Regions from separate parts of the Homo sapiens genome. Here region 2 is linked to region 1. A link is an interaction called in ENCODE POLR2A ChIA-PET data of the cell type or tissue named here. Cell type or tissue: B cell. All regions are shown on one strand. Each heading gives the region's core, and the rest is flanking DNA. Links, peaks and the distances in the headings are about the cores only. Region 1 overlaps SPG11 (SPG11 vesicle trafficking associated, spatacsin). Region 2 overlaps EIF3J (eukaryotic translation initiation factor 3 subunit J).

Region 1 (4,000 bases), core at 1-4,000:
GAAAGGGGTTCAGTTTCAATCATCTGCATATGGCTAGCCTTTTATCCCAGCACATTAATTGAATAGGGAGTTCTTTGCCCATTGTTTGTTTTTGTCAACTTTGTGGAAAACCAGATGGCTGTAGGTGTGTGGCTTTATTTCTGGGCTCTCTGTTCTGTTCTATTGGTCTATGTGTCTGCTTTTGTACCAGTACTATGCTGTTTTGGTTATTGTAGCCTTGTAGTATAGTTTGAAGTCAGGTGATGTGAAGTCTGCAGCTACAATTGGTCTTAGACAAAAGGCCGAGAAGTGATGATGTCTCCAGCTTTGTTCTTTTTGCATAGGATCGCTTTGGCTATTCAGGATCTTTTTTGGATCCATATGAATTTTAAAATAGTTATTTCTAATTCTGTGAAGAATGTCATTGGTAGTTTGATAGGAATAGCATTGAATATGTAAATTGCTTTGGTCAGTATGACCATTTTAACAATATTGATTCTTCCTCCATGAGCATGGGATGTTTTTCCATTTGTTTGTGTCATCTCTGATTTCTTTCAGCATTGTTCTGTAATTCTCATTGCAGAGATCTTTCATCTCTCTAACTGTATTTCTAGGTATTTTATTCTTTCTGTGACTTTTGTGAATGGGATTGCATTCTTTATTAGGCTCCCAGCTTGAATGTTGTTGGTGTATAGAAATGCTGCTGACTTTTTTTTTACATTGATTTTGTATCCTGAAACTTTGCCAAAGTTGTTTATCAGATCCAGGAGCTTTTGAACAGAGACTATGGGGTGTTCTAGGTATAGAATCATGTCAGCTGCAAACAGAGATAGTTTTACTTCCTCTCTTCCTATTTGGATGCCTTTTATTTCTTTCTCTTGCCTGATTTTTCTGGTTAGGACATCCAGTACTATGTTGAATAGGAGTGGTGAGAGTAGACATTTTTGTCTTGTTATGGTTCTCACAGAGAGTGCTTCCAGCTTTTGCCCATTCAGTATGATGTTGGCTATGGGTTTTTCATAAATGGCTCTTGATATTTTGAGATATGTTTCTTCAATGCCTAGTTTGTTGAGGGTTTTTAACATGAAGGGATGTTGAAGGGAGTACTACTTGAGGAGCAAGCAATGGTTTTTGTTTTTACTTCTGTTTATATGATGAATCACATTTATTGATTGCATATGTTGAACCAGTCTTGCATGCCAGGGATAAAGCCTACTTGATTCTGTTGGATTCGCTTTTTGATGTATTGCTGGATTCAGTTCACTAGTACTTTGTGGAGAATTTTTTTTTTTTTTTTTGAGATGGAGTCTTGCTCTGTTGCCCAGGCTGGAGTGCAGTGGCGCGATCTCGGCTCACTGCAAGCTCCACCTCCTGGGTTCACGCCATTCTCCTGCCTCAGCCTCCTGAGTAGCTGGGACTACAGGTGCCCACCACCACACCCGGCTAATTTTTTTTTTGTATTTTTAGTAGAGACAGGGTTTCACCGTGTTAGCCAGGATGGTCTCAAACTCCTGACCTCTTGATCGGCCTGCCTCAGCCTCCCAAAGTGCTGGGATTACAGGCGTGAGCCACCACTCCCAGCCAGAGAATTTTTATATCTATATTCATTAAGGATATTGGCCTGGTTTTCTCTTTTCATTGCGTCTCTGCCAGGTTTTGGTATCAGAATGATGCTGGCCTCATAGAATGAGTTGGGGAGGAGTTCCTCCTCAGTTTTTTTGGCTTTTCACCTTCTCGATGGTGTCCTTTGAAACGCAAAAGTGTTTTAGTCTTATGAAGTCAATGTATCTTTTTTGGGGGGATGAGGGGGTCATTTTTGCTTTTGGTGTTGAATCTGAGAAAGCATTGCCTAATCTGAGATTGTGCAGATTTATTCTTACAAGACTTTTATAGTTTTAGCTCTTACAGTTAGGTTTATTATGCACGTTAAGTTCAATTTCTTATATGGCATGAAGGAGGAAGCCAACTTCATTCTTTTGCATTCTTTGTGGATCTTCAGTTGTCCTTGCACCATTTGTTGAAAAACTTATTTTTATATACTCTAAAATATCATTGTAAGAAAAATAATTAAGTCTTCTGTAAATCTACCATCCAGAAGTAATCATGTTTACTATTTGGGTGTTATTTCCTTATAGTTATTTTTTCTATGTTAATAATAGACAAGTGTTATCTCATTAATTTTCTTATTATTAATACTGTTAGCCCCATTTTATAGATCAGGAAGCTGAAGCACAAAGAGGTTAGGAAATCTAACTCAGCTATACATGGGCATAGGTGGTAGCACCAGGATTTTAATTCACACAGTGCCTCTCCCCTTAAACAGTGCACATGTCTCTGTGTGAATTTAATTAGTATTGCATTGTATATACAACATTGCTTTGGCCCTGGTCTCCTCCTACATAAAAATGAATGAGTAATATATATTTTAAGTGATAACAATAGTAAAACAAATATTCTTGTATCCACCATCAAGGCAAGAAATAGAATATCATGGATATCTTTGAATGTGTATGCCCTGCCCTGATCCTATTCCCTTACCTTGCCTGGCCTCAGAATTAACCACTCTTCTGAAATTTTATTTATTTATTTGTTAATGAGACAGGGTCTTGCTCTGTCACCCAGGTTGGAGTGCAGTAGTGTGATCATAGTTCACTGTAACCTTGAATTCCTGGGCTCAAGTGATCCTCCTGCCTCAGCCTCCCAAGTAGCTGGGACTATAGGTATATACAACTGCACCCAGATAATTTTTATTATTTTTTTTTTTTTTGTAGAGGTGGAATCTTGCTTTGTTTCCCAGGTGAGTGTCGAATTCTTGGCCTCAAACAATCTTCCTGCTTTGGTCTCTTAAAGCACTGGGATTACAGGCATAAGCCACCATGCCCAGCCATTCTGAAATTTTTAACCATTCTCATGATTTTCTTTATTTTTCTGCATATAAATGTATCCCCAAATAATGCTATTTAGTTGTAGCTAATGTTGAATTTTGCATAAAATGGAACCACTGTGTATGTGTGTGTGTGTATATATATAATTATATATTTTACATATTTTTTTTTCTTTTCTTTCCTTTCTTTCTTTTTTTTTTCTTTTTTTTTTTTTTGAGATGGAGTCTTACTCTGTCACCCAGGCTGGAGTGCAGTGGAGCTATCTCAGCTTACTGCAACCTCTGCCTTCTGGGTTCAAGTGATTCTCCTGCCTCAGCCTCCTGAGTAGCTGGGATTACAGACACGTGCCACCACACCTGGCAACTTTTTGTATTTTAGTAGAGATGGGGTTTCACGATATTTGCCAGACTGGTCTCGAACTCTGACCTCAGGTGATCCTCCTGCCTCAGCCTCCCAAAGTGCTGGGATTACAGGTGTGAGCCACCATGCCTGGCAGTGTATATATATTTTTTGAGACTCAACATGATTTTTTTGATTCATCCATGTTTAATGTATATAACTATAGTTCATTCAGTTTCACCTCTGTATCGTATCCCACTGTATAATATGTCTTTATCTAGCTTTAAGTTGTTTCCTTTTTTTTTTTTTTTTTTTTTTCTGTTAAGCAGTGTTGCTGTAAAGTTTCTCATGTATCTGCTGCAGCACATGGGCAAGAGCGTCTCTAGGGTGAAAGCAGAATTGCTTGATCATACGGCATGCACATGTTTAATTTTATTGATAATACTCTAGTTTTCCAAGATTGTTTTATCAGTTTATGCTCTCACCAGCAGTGTATGGTTTCTCATTGTTGCATGTTCTTGATGTTCTTGCCAGCACTTAATTTATAACGTTTTTTCCAGTATGATGGTATGATGGATTTTCATTTGCATTTCCCTGATTAAGGTTTTGTGTGTGTGTGTGTGTGTGTGTGTGTGTGTGTGTGTGTGTGTGTGTAAGATATTTGGATTTTTTTTCTTTCATAAGTAACCGTTCAAGTTTTTTGCCTATTTTTCTTTTCGGGTATTTTTCTTTTTCTTATTGGTTTATAGTGTTGGATATTCTCTAGATACCAATTCTTTGTTGTTTGTGTGGTGGAT
Region 2 (8,920 bases), core at 3,210-7,209, 92 kb after region 1:
GATTGCTTGAGCCCAGGAGTTTGAGGCTGCAGTGAGCTATGGTCATGCCACTGCATTCCAGACTGGATGACTGAGCAAGAACCTTTCTCTAAAAACAAAACACAACATATTACATTACAAAAGGGATACTCTGTTCTTGTCCAAGAACACCCCCACAGTAAAGTGGGGAGAGAGGGAACAAAAAGAATAAGAAACAAAGATGGATCCTGTGAAAGTATTTGTCTAACTCCAGAAGCTAAGCGGGGGTAAACATGTTAAATCCCAATAGAAGAAATCTGGCCTAGGCTGTGCATGGTGGCTCATGCCTGTAATCCCAGCACTTTAGGAGGCCAAGGCGGCAGATCACTTGAGCTCAGGACTTCAACAACAGCCTGGGCAGCATGGTGAAACCTTGTATCTACAAAAAAAGCCCCAAAAAACAAAAATTACCCAGGCGTGGTGGCATGCGCCTGTAGTCCCAGCTACTTGGGAGGCTAAGGTGGGAGGATGGCTTGAGCCCAGAGGCAGAGGTTGCAGTGAGCCGATCTCAGCCACTGTCCTCTAGCCTGGATGACAGAGCCAGACCCTGTTAGAAAAAAAAAAATCTGGCCTAGATGAGTTTTACACTAAGATAAGTATGCTTCTGTATCCTCCATGTCAAGTAGATTAGTTATTAACAATATTACATGTGGTATTTTAGTATGAGAAACACAACAGTAAAATCCTATTAACAATGACTATATGAATGCATGTTTTTACCTTTTAGTCTATAACAGGTGTCCCATGCTAGGCTTTATGCACACTTCATAAACCTGCCTCTTTAATAAACACATGGGCAGCTTTTACCATCCTAGGAAGACACATATTAACAGCCAAGAGCTCTCTATAATTAGATGAGTGCAGTTAAGACCTGCCAAGCATACAATGGTGCACAGGAGCATTCACATCAACTCCTGGTATTTGTACAGATCCACTGACAGATAAGGTCATACTTCCTCATGAAAAGGAAAACAATCACTACAGTCAGCCTGTTGATCTGTTTCAGAGTAGAGAAAGTATGAAAGTGGGGGAGGGGTATCAGAATAACTAGAGCTTTCCTTCTTGGTTATAAATTTCAGTGATTTAACTGTTTCAACATGATCTTCTACTCTGAAAAGTACTCAACAGGTAACGATAACTTGGTTAAATGAAGCGAGGGCTTTGACTATTTCTCTAGCCATGTCTCTTACTCTGGAACACTCTGAATTTATCTATTTATAGGATCCTGCACTTTTATCTCACGCACTAACCACAGCTGCAGACACCGCACAAAGAAATGGAGGCCCTCTAAAGATAGGGCATGGTAAGGGCAAAGAAGGGTTGCAGAAGGAAATGACACTGAGCACAAGAAGGCACAGCAAAAGCTGCATGCCTCTCACCTGGAGCAACATCCTACTGTCTAAGTCTTAAGACAACAGGACAGCCCTACAGTCCATTTCAAAGCTACAGACCTCACATTTCATGCAAATTTCATCCAGCTGATAAAAATATTCTATGCAGTAGTGTACTTCATCTGAGTCTACTCCTTTTTGCCCTTCTTGCATTGCTATAAATGACTTATCTTAATAATCTTTTACTCAAAACAATTATTCAAAAATCTGAACATGTAATGAAATCTCAAATATACACAGAGATTAAAAACTGCTTTCTAATATCTACATTAGCCAGTATGTTTCTTTTAAGAAAAGGAGATGTTTTCTGAACTTTCTGGGTCTTCACCTGTAACAGTTTAATACTGTATTGCAATCATAATCCCGTCTTACCAAAAGTTTCCTTTGCTAATTCGAGGTCTGACTCTTCCTGTAATTTCTTTAGCCGCAGTTTATCTGCTAATTGTTCTTCTGGTGTTAGCACTTTAGGTTCTTCGGGTTCTTCTAACTAAAATGAGACAAAAGTTTTTAAAAAGCACAGGGATTATGATGCACTCAGTACCTTTCTGTATTGTACGAATTCTTAAATAAGCGTATATAATAACAAATAAAAGTGAACACTGGTAATTACTGTTTCAGGCATTCTTCTAAACACTTTAGTTTTTTTTTTTTTTTTTTTTTTTTTAGACAGAGCCTCACTCTGCCACCAAGGCTGGAGCACAGTGGCATGATCTTCGCTCATTGTAACCTCTGCCTCCTGGGTTCAAGTGATTCTCATACCTCAGCCTCCCGAGTAGCTGGGATTACAGGCGTGCACCACCACATCCAGCTAATTTTTGTAGTTTTAGCAGTGATGGGGTTTCACCATGTTGGCCAGGCCGGTCTTGAACTCCTGGCCTCAAGTGATCCGCCCATCTCAGCCTCCCAAAGTGTTGGGATTACAGGTGTGAGCCACTGCGCCCAGTCCACTTTAGGTATCCTTAACCCAATTTTAAAGATAAGCAATGGAGGCACAAAGAAACAACCTGCCCACAACTAAATAGAAGGTAACAGCTGGTAACGTGACAGATTTGTACCCAGGAAGACTGGGGTTACTTCTATAACCTTTTTTAAAAAAAGGAATTGAGACTGTGGACAAGGTAAAAATATTACTTTCATACACTGCTACTAAAACTATATTGGAAAACCCTTTCTAGGGCAACTTGGTAATATGGATCAAGTCTTAAATAATATTTTTACATGCTTTAATCAAGTATTCTACTTCCAGGTATTTACCTTAAGAAATAAGATGCACACAAATATGTAAGCCCAAGAATGTACATTAGAGTATTATTCATAATTTCAAATAAATTTACAGACAACCTAAATGTCCAACAGAATGGTTCAAAACATTTCCCCTTTTCATCATATTGTATAATTATAAAATTACCACTATAACAAATTTTAAAGATATAATAGTAGATGTCATTTGTTTCCCAAACCCACTTCTCTGACATGACAGTTGACAGCTTAGTGTATATCTATCTTCTCTTTATACTGGAATATAATTATTTTTTCTTTTTTTTTTTTGAGATGGAGTCTCGCTCTGTCGCCCGGGCTGGAGTGCAGTGGTGCGATCTCCGCTCACTGCAAGCTCCGCCTCCTGAGTTCACACCATTCTCCTGCCTCAGCCTCCCAGGTAGCTGGGACTACAGGCGCCCGCCACCACGCCCGTCTAATTTTTCTATTTTTTAGTAGAGACGGGGTTTCACCGTGTTAGCCAGGATGGTCTCGATCTCCTGACCTTGTGATCTGCCTGCCTCGGCCTCCCAAAGTGCCAGGATTACAGGCGTGAGCCACCACGCCTGGCCGTTTTCTTCTTTTTTTTTTTGTTTTGAGGCAGGATCTTGCTCTGTCACCTAGGCTGGAGTGTAGTGGCGCAGTCATGGCTCACTGCAGCCTCAACTTCCTGGGCTCAAGTGATTCTCCTACCTTAGCCTCCCAAGCAGCTGATACTACAGGCATGTACCACCACGCCCAGCTTATTTTTCTATTTTTTGTAGAGACGGGGTCTCCCTATGTTGTCCAGGCTGGTCTCAAATCCATGGACTCAAGCAATACTCCCACCTCAGCCTCCCAAAGCGTTGCAATTACAGGCATGAGCCACCACGCAGGCTGTTTTAATTTTTGAACCATGTAAATGTGTTCTGAAATAGAAAATAGGCCAGGCACAGTGGTTCACGCCTATAATCCTAGCACTCTGGGAGGCCAAGGCGGGTGGATCACCTGAGGTCAGGAGTTTGAGACCAACCTGGCCAACACGGTGAAATGCCATCTCTACTGATAATACAAAATTAGCTGGGCATGGTAGCACATGCCTGCAGTCCCAGCTACTCGAAGACTGAGGCAGGAGAATCACTTGAACCCGGGAGAAGGTTGCAGTGAGCCAAGATCACGCCATTGCACTCCCGCCTGGGCGACTAGAGTGAAACTCCATCTCTAAAAAAAAAAAAAGAAAAGAAAAGAAATAGAAAATAGGCTGGACGTGGTGGCTCATGCTTGTAATCCCAGCACTTTGGGAGGTCGAAGCAGGCAGATCACTTGAGGTCAGGAGTTTGAGACCAGCCCGGCCAACATGGCGAAACCCCATCTCTACTAAAAATACAAAGATTAGCCAGGCATGGTTGCGTGTGCCTGTAATTCCAACCTGGGATGCTGAGGCATGACAATTGCTTGAACCTGGGAAGTGGAGGCTGCAGTGAGCCAAAATCACACCACTGCACTCCAGCCTAGGTAACGGAGTGAGACTCTGTCTAAAAACAAAAACAAAAAAAAACAAGCATATATTTCTGATCCTGTGCCAAAAAATCAAAAACAAATACATTTATATAGCACATGGCACAGAAATGAACAATTTTTATATTATGTTCAATATATACACTGCAAATAAAAACTAATCCTGGCCAGACGCGGTGGCTCACACCTGTAATCCCAGGACTTTGGGAGGCCGAGGCGGGTGGATCACGAGGTCAGGAGATTGAGACCATCCTGGCCAACATGGTGAAACCCTATCTCTACTAAAATACAAAAAATTAGCTCGCCGTGGCTCCTGTAGTCCCAGCTACTCAGGAGGCTGAGGCAGGGGAATGGCTTGAATTCGGGAGGCAGAGGTTGCACTGAGCCGAGATTGTGCCACTGTACTCCAGCCTAGCGACAGAGCAAGACTCCGTCTCCAAAAAAAAAAAACAAAAAACAACAACAAAAACTAATACTGCTGACTAGAATGAACTACAGGCACTGGCAAAAATCACTGACTGTAGTCACTGCACTATCATGACTATTCCTGAATGTTTGTGAAAACTTAAAAGACACTCATATATAAAACTGGGTTCTGTTTTTGCAAAAACCACAAATCAATTTGTTTTGGATTTTACCTATCTTATGGTATCCATTTACAGTCTTCACAGAGCCCTTCAAATTCCTAGGTAATATTTGCAGCCTGTTAGAAACTATACCACTACCGATGTGAGAATTCTGTATTTTAGAAAACAGAATTTACCCTCTTTTTAATTTCTTCTTGCCTTTTCTTCTGTTGCCGTTCTTTCTCTTTTATCTTCTCTGCTATTTTTTTCTTTTCTGAAATTTTTACCTCTAAAAGTAAAAAAAAGTTTTATTCAGTTATACTGAGTATTTTCCAGTTTATGGATGAGACAGACATGATACTTGTATACTATTAAGAGACCAAACCTTTCCCAGCTTCAAACAGTGATTTTTCTCACAAATAATGGGAAACTTCTGGGACTCTTCCTTCTCCTCTCTAATGTGACCCCTAAGATCCAAATATCTCTTCATATTTCCCCACCGTCCTATAGGCAGGGCTTAGATCATTCAACTATAATTAATGCCAGAACCTCTACCCTTTCCTACTAACAAGCACTCATACAGAAATACAGCAAGTATCTAATCTGATTATATTTTGAGGCGATAGAGAAAAGTTGCAGGGAAAACAGAATAAAGTGGGAATGGAAGGACACTTGGTTTCTAAATACCAAAATGTTCCATTTTGTGAGCGTTCTGTCATTTGTCTTAATACAAGTCACAAATGCTCAGCAAGACATAAAAACAAAAATGGAGGCGCCCCAGTGGCTCACCTGGTTTTACTTCTGCTTCCTCTTTTTTTTCATCATCATCGTCATCCCAGTTATCCTAAAGAAAAGGACTTCCATTAATAATTCTTGCATGTTTGCTTTTCTATGTGAACTTTATTATCAACTTGACTAACTCCAGAGAAATGTTTGTTGGTATTTTTTTGTACTGCATTAAATTTATAAATTAATGTAGGGGGAATTGACATCTTATAATGCTGAGCTGCCCTAACCAAGAATAAGAACTGTCTTTCCATTTGATCAAGTACATTTTTGTACCTTTCAGAAGTGTTTTAAAGTGATTTCCCTATTAGAGGCTCTGCGCATTTCTCTTTAGATTTATTCCTAAGTATTTCATCTTGTATGTTGCTATTATAAATAGGGTGTTTTCCTATTATGTCCTCTAGGTGGCTATTATTTGTGTATAAAAACCTATCGGCAAGACCCAGTCTCTGCAAAAAAAAAAAAAATTAAAAAATTAACTGGGCAACGTGGCATGTGCCTGTAGTCTCAGCTACTTGAGAGGCTAAGGTGGGAAGATCACTTGAGCCCAGGAGGTTAAGGCTGCAGTGAGCTATGATAGTGCCACTGCACTCTATCCTAGGCAACTCACTATCATAAAAACCCTGTCTCAAAACAAATAAACAAAAATGACTATTGGCTTTTTTATATGTTAATATCCTGCTACCTTACTGAATTCATTTATCACTTAAGTTAGATTTATCGTTGCTTCTCTAGGGTTTTACAGGTATGCTACCTTATCTGCAAACAAAAGATAGCTTTACTTCTCTACCAATCCTTAGGCCCTCACAAGTGATTTACCTAATTGGGCCAGCTAAACCTCTAGTGCAATGTTGAACAGCAGCAGAAGTAATGGGCATCCTTGCTTTCTTGATGGAAATGCCTCTATTGTTTCCCCATGAATTGCTATGCATCCCAACAAATTTATGCAATAAAATTTACCAGACTTTTTTTTTTTTTTTGAGACGGAGTTTCTTGCCCAGGCTGGAGTGCAATGTCACGATCTCAGCTCACTGCAACCTCCACCTCCTAGGTTCAAGCGATTCTCCTGCCTCAGCCTCCCCAGTAACTAGGATTACAGGCATACACCACCATGCCTGGCTCATTTATTTTTAGTAGAAATGGTTTTTTTTTTTTTTTTTTTTTTTTTTGAGACGGAGTCTCGTTCTGTCGCCCAGGCTGGAATACAGGGACGATCTCAGCTCACTGCAACCTCTGCCTCCCAGGTTCAAGTGATTCTCCTGCCTCAGCCTCCCGAGTAGCTGGGATTACCAGCACATGCCACCATGCCTGGCTAATTTTGTATTTTTAGTATAGACAGGATTTCACCATGTTGGTCACACTGGTCTCGAACTCCTGATCTCATGATCCGCCCGCCTCGGCTTCCCGAAGTGCTGGAATTACAGGCGTGAGCCACCGTGCCTAGCCCCAGTCTTTTCTTTCATTGCCTCTGGATGGATTTCAAGTCAATTAGAAAGTCTTTTCTTGTTTTTTTGTTGTTTTGTTTTGTTTTGTTTTGTTTTTGAGTTGGAGTTTTGCTCTGGTTGCCCAAGCTGGAGTGCAATGGCATGATCTAGGCTCACTACAACCTCCACCTCCCGGGTTCAAGCAATTCTCCTGCCTCAGCCTCCCAAGCAGCTGGGATTAGACATGCACCACCATGCCTGGCTAACTTTGTATTTTTAGTAGAGATGGGGTTTGTCCATGTTGGTCAGGCTGATCTCGAACTCCCAACCTCAGGTGATCCGCCCACCTCAGCCTCCCGAAGTGCTGGGAGTACAGGCATGAGCCACTTCGCCCAGCCAGAAAGTCTTTTCTTACACCTAAGAATTCACCCACAATTTCTTCTAGAATGTATAGGGTTTCATTTTTTTTTTTATTTAGATCTCTGATTTGGAGTTTTTTTCTTGTGTTATGATATGCAACATGGATCTAATTTCATTTTTTTCCCAAATGGCTACCCAGTTGTCACAGCATCATTTATTAAAAACCCTTTAATAAATAATGGTTTTTTTCCCTGGGCTATGGTTTGAATGTGTCCTCCAAAGTTCATGTGATGAAATCTCCAATCCAACAGTGTTGAGAAGTAGGGTCTTTTAGAAATGATTAGAGGCAAAGCCCTCATGAATGAATTATTAATACCTTTATATTAGGAGTAGATATCTGATAAAAGGATGAGTTCTGACACCTCCTGCAATCCTTTGTGCTCTTTTGCCCTTCTGCCCCAGGATAATAGAGCAAGAAGGCCCTCGCCAGATGCCAGCACCTTGATACTGGACTTCTCAGCCTCCATAACCATAAGAAATAAATCTGTTGTTTATACAATACCCAGTCTATTGCATTCTATTGCAGCAAAAAACATTTTAAGATACCTTGTGACTTACCATATACTAAATTTTCATATGTACTTGGTCTATTTCTGGGCTTTTGATCCTATCCCACTAGTCTACTGTCTCTCCATATAACGGTACCATACTGGGTTTTTTTGGTCTTGTTTTTTGAGACGGAGTTTCACTCTTGTCGCCCAGGTTGGAGTGCAATGGCGCGATCTCAGCTTACTGCAACCTCTGCCTCCTGGGTTCAAGTGACTCTCCAGCCTCAGCCTCTGGAGTAGCTGGGATTACAGGTGTCCACCATCATGCCGGGCTAATTTTTGTATTTTTAGTAGAGACGGGGTTTCTCCATGTTGACCAGGCTGGTCTCGAACTCCTGACATCAGGTGATCCTCAGCCTCCCAAAGTGCTGGGATTGCAGGCGTGAGCCACCATGCCCAGCCGGTACTGTTTTAATTACAGAGGCTTTACTTTAATGTCAGCTAGAGCTAGTCCTTCCTTGTAGGTTTTCAGATTTTTTAGTGTTTTCTTGGCCTTTCTTGCATGTTTTGTTTTTCCATATGAACCCTCATATCAACTTATCTAACTTCATAAGAAAGCTTCTCCATTAGCAGTTAGGACAACCTAGCTGAAATCAATAGCCTCTCTGAAAGTGATTCAGTTATTAATAAATAAAAACTGAGAGAACTTTATAGTTCTTACTTCCCCCCAAATGTAAAAAGCATCCTATACTCTGGCCAATAGCTCATTTATTTCAAGTAGTATTCCATACAACATAAGCCTGGTTAATGAATTAAGTCTATATAATTCTAAAGCCCACTATTAAAAAGGAGTCAGGCCGGGTGCGTGGCTCATGCCTGTAATCCCAGCACTTTGGGAGGCTGAGGTGGGCGGATCACGAGGTCAGGAGTTTGAGACCAGCCTGGCCAACATAGTGAAACCCTGTCTCTACTAAAAATACAAAAAATTAGCTGGGCGTGGTGGCAGACACCTATAATCCCAACTACTTGGGGGCTGAGGCAGGAGAATCACTTGAACCCAGGAGTGGGAGGTT

What was found. Peaks named below come from ENCODE experiments on the same cell type or tissue, not always from the same donor. Only the 100,000 strongest peaks of a DNase experiment are listed, where the experiment ranks them.
Region 2: POLR2A ChIA-PET joins it to region 1 with 6 read pairs; 7 of 35 experiments call an interaction of 5 or more read pairs at or near these places.

The regions. Positions count from the first base shown.
Region 1 is chr15:44,641,444-44,645,443 of GRCh38, reverse strand. All of the region lies in intron 7 of SPG11 (SPG11 vesicle trafficking associated, spatacsin), which reads left to right. Among named protein-coding and RNA genes, the nearest start is that of SPG11, 20 kb to the left of the region's middle. RefSeq lists a silencer at 862-966. In B cell, for the core only: no CTCF peak of the experiment used is centred there; no DNase peak of the experiment used is centred there; H3K27ac peaks cover 1,198 bases.
Region 2 is chr15:44,547,529-44,556,448 of GRCh38, reverse strand. EIF3J (eukaryotic translation initiation factor 3 subunit J) reads right to left here. Exons shown (of 8, transcript NM_003758.4): 3 at 5,519-5,573; 4 at 4,927-5,018; 5 at 1,782-1,896. Among named protein-coding and RNA genes, the nearest start is that of EIF3J, 15 kb to the right of the region's middle. In B cell, for the core only: a CTCF peak has its summit at 5,909; DNase peaks (open chromatin) are centred at 5,518 and 5,838; H3K27ac peaks cover 1,634 bases.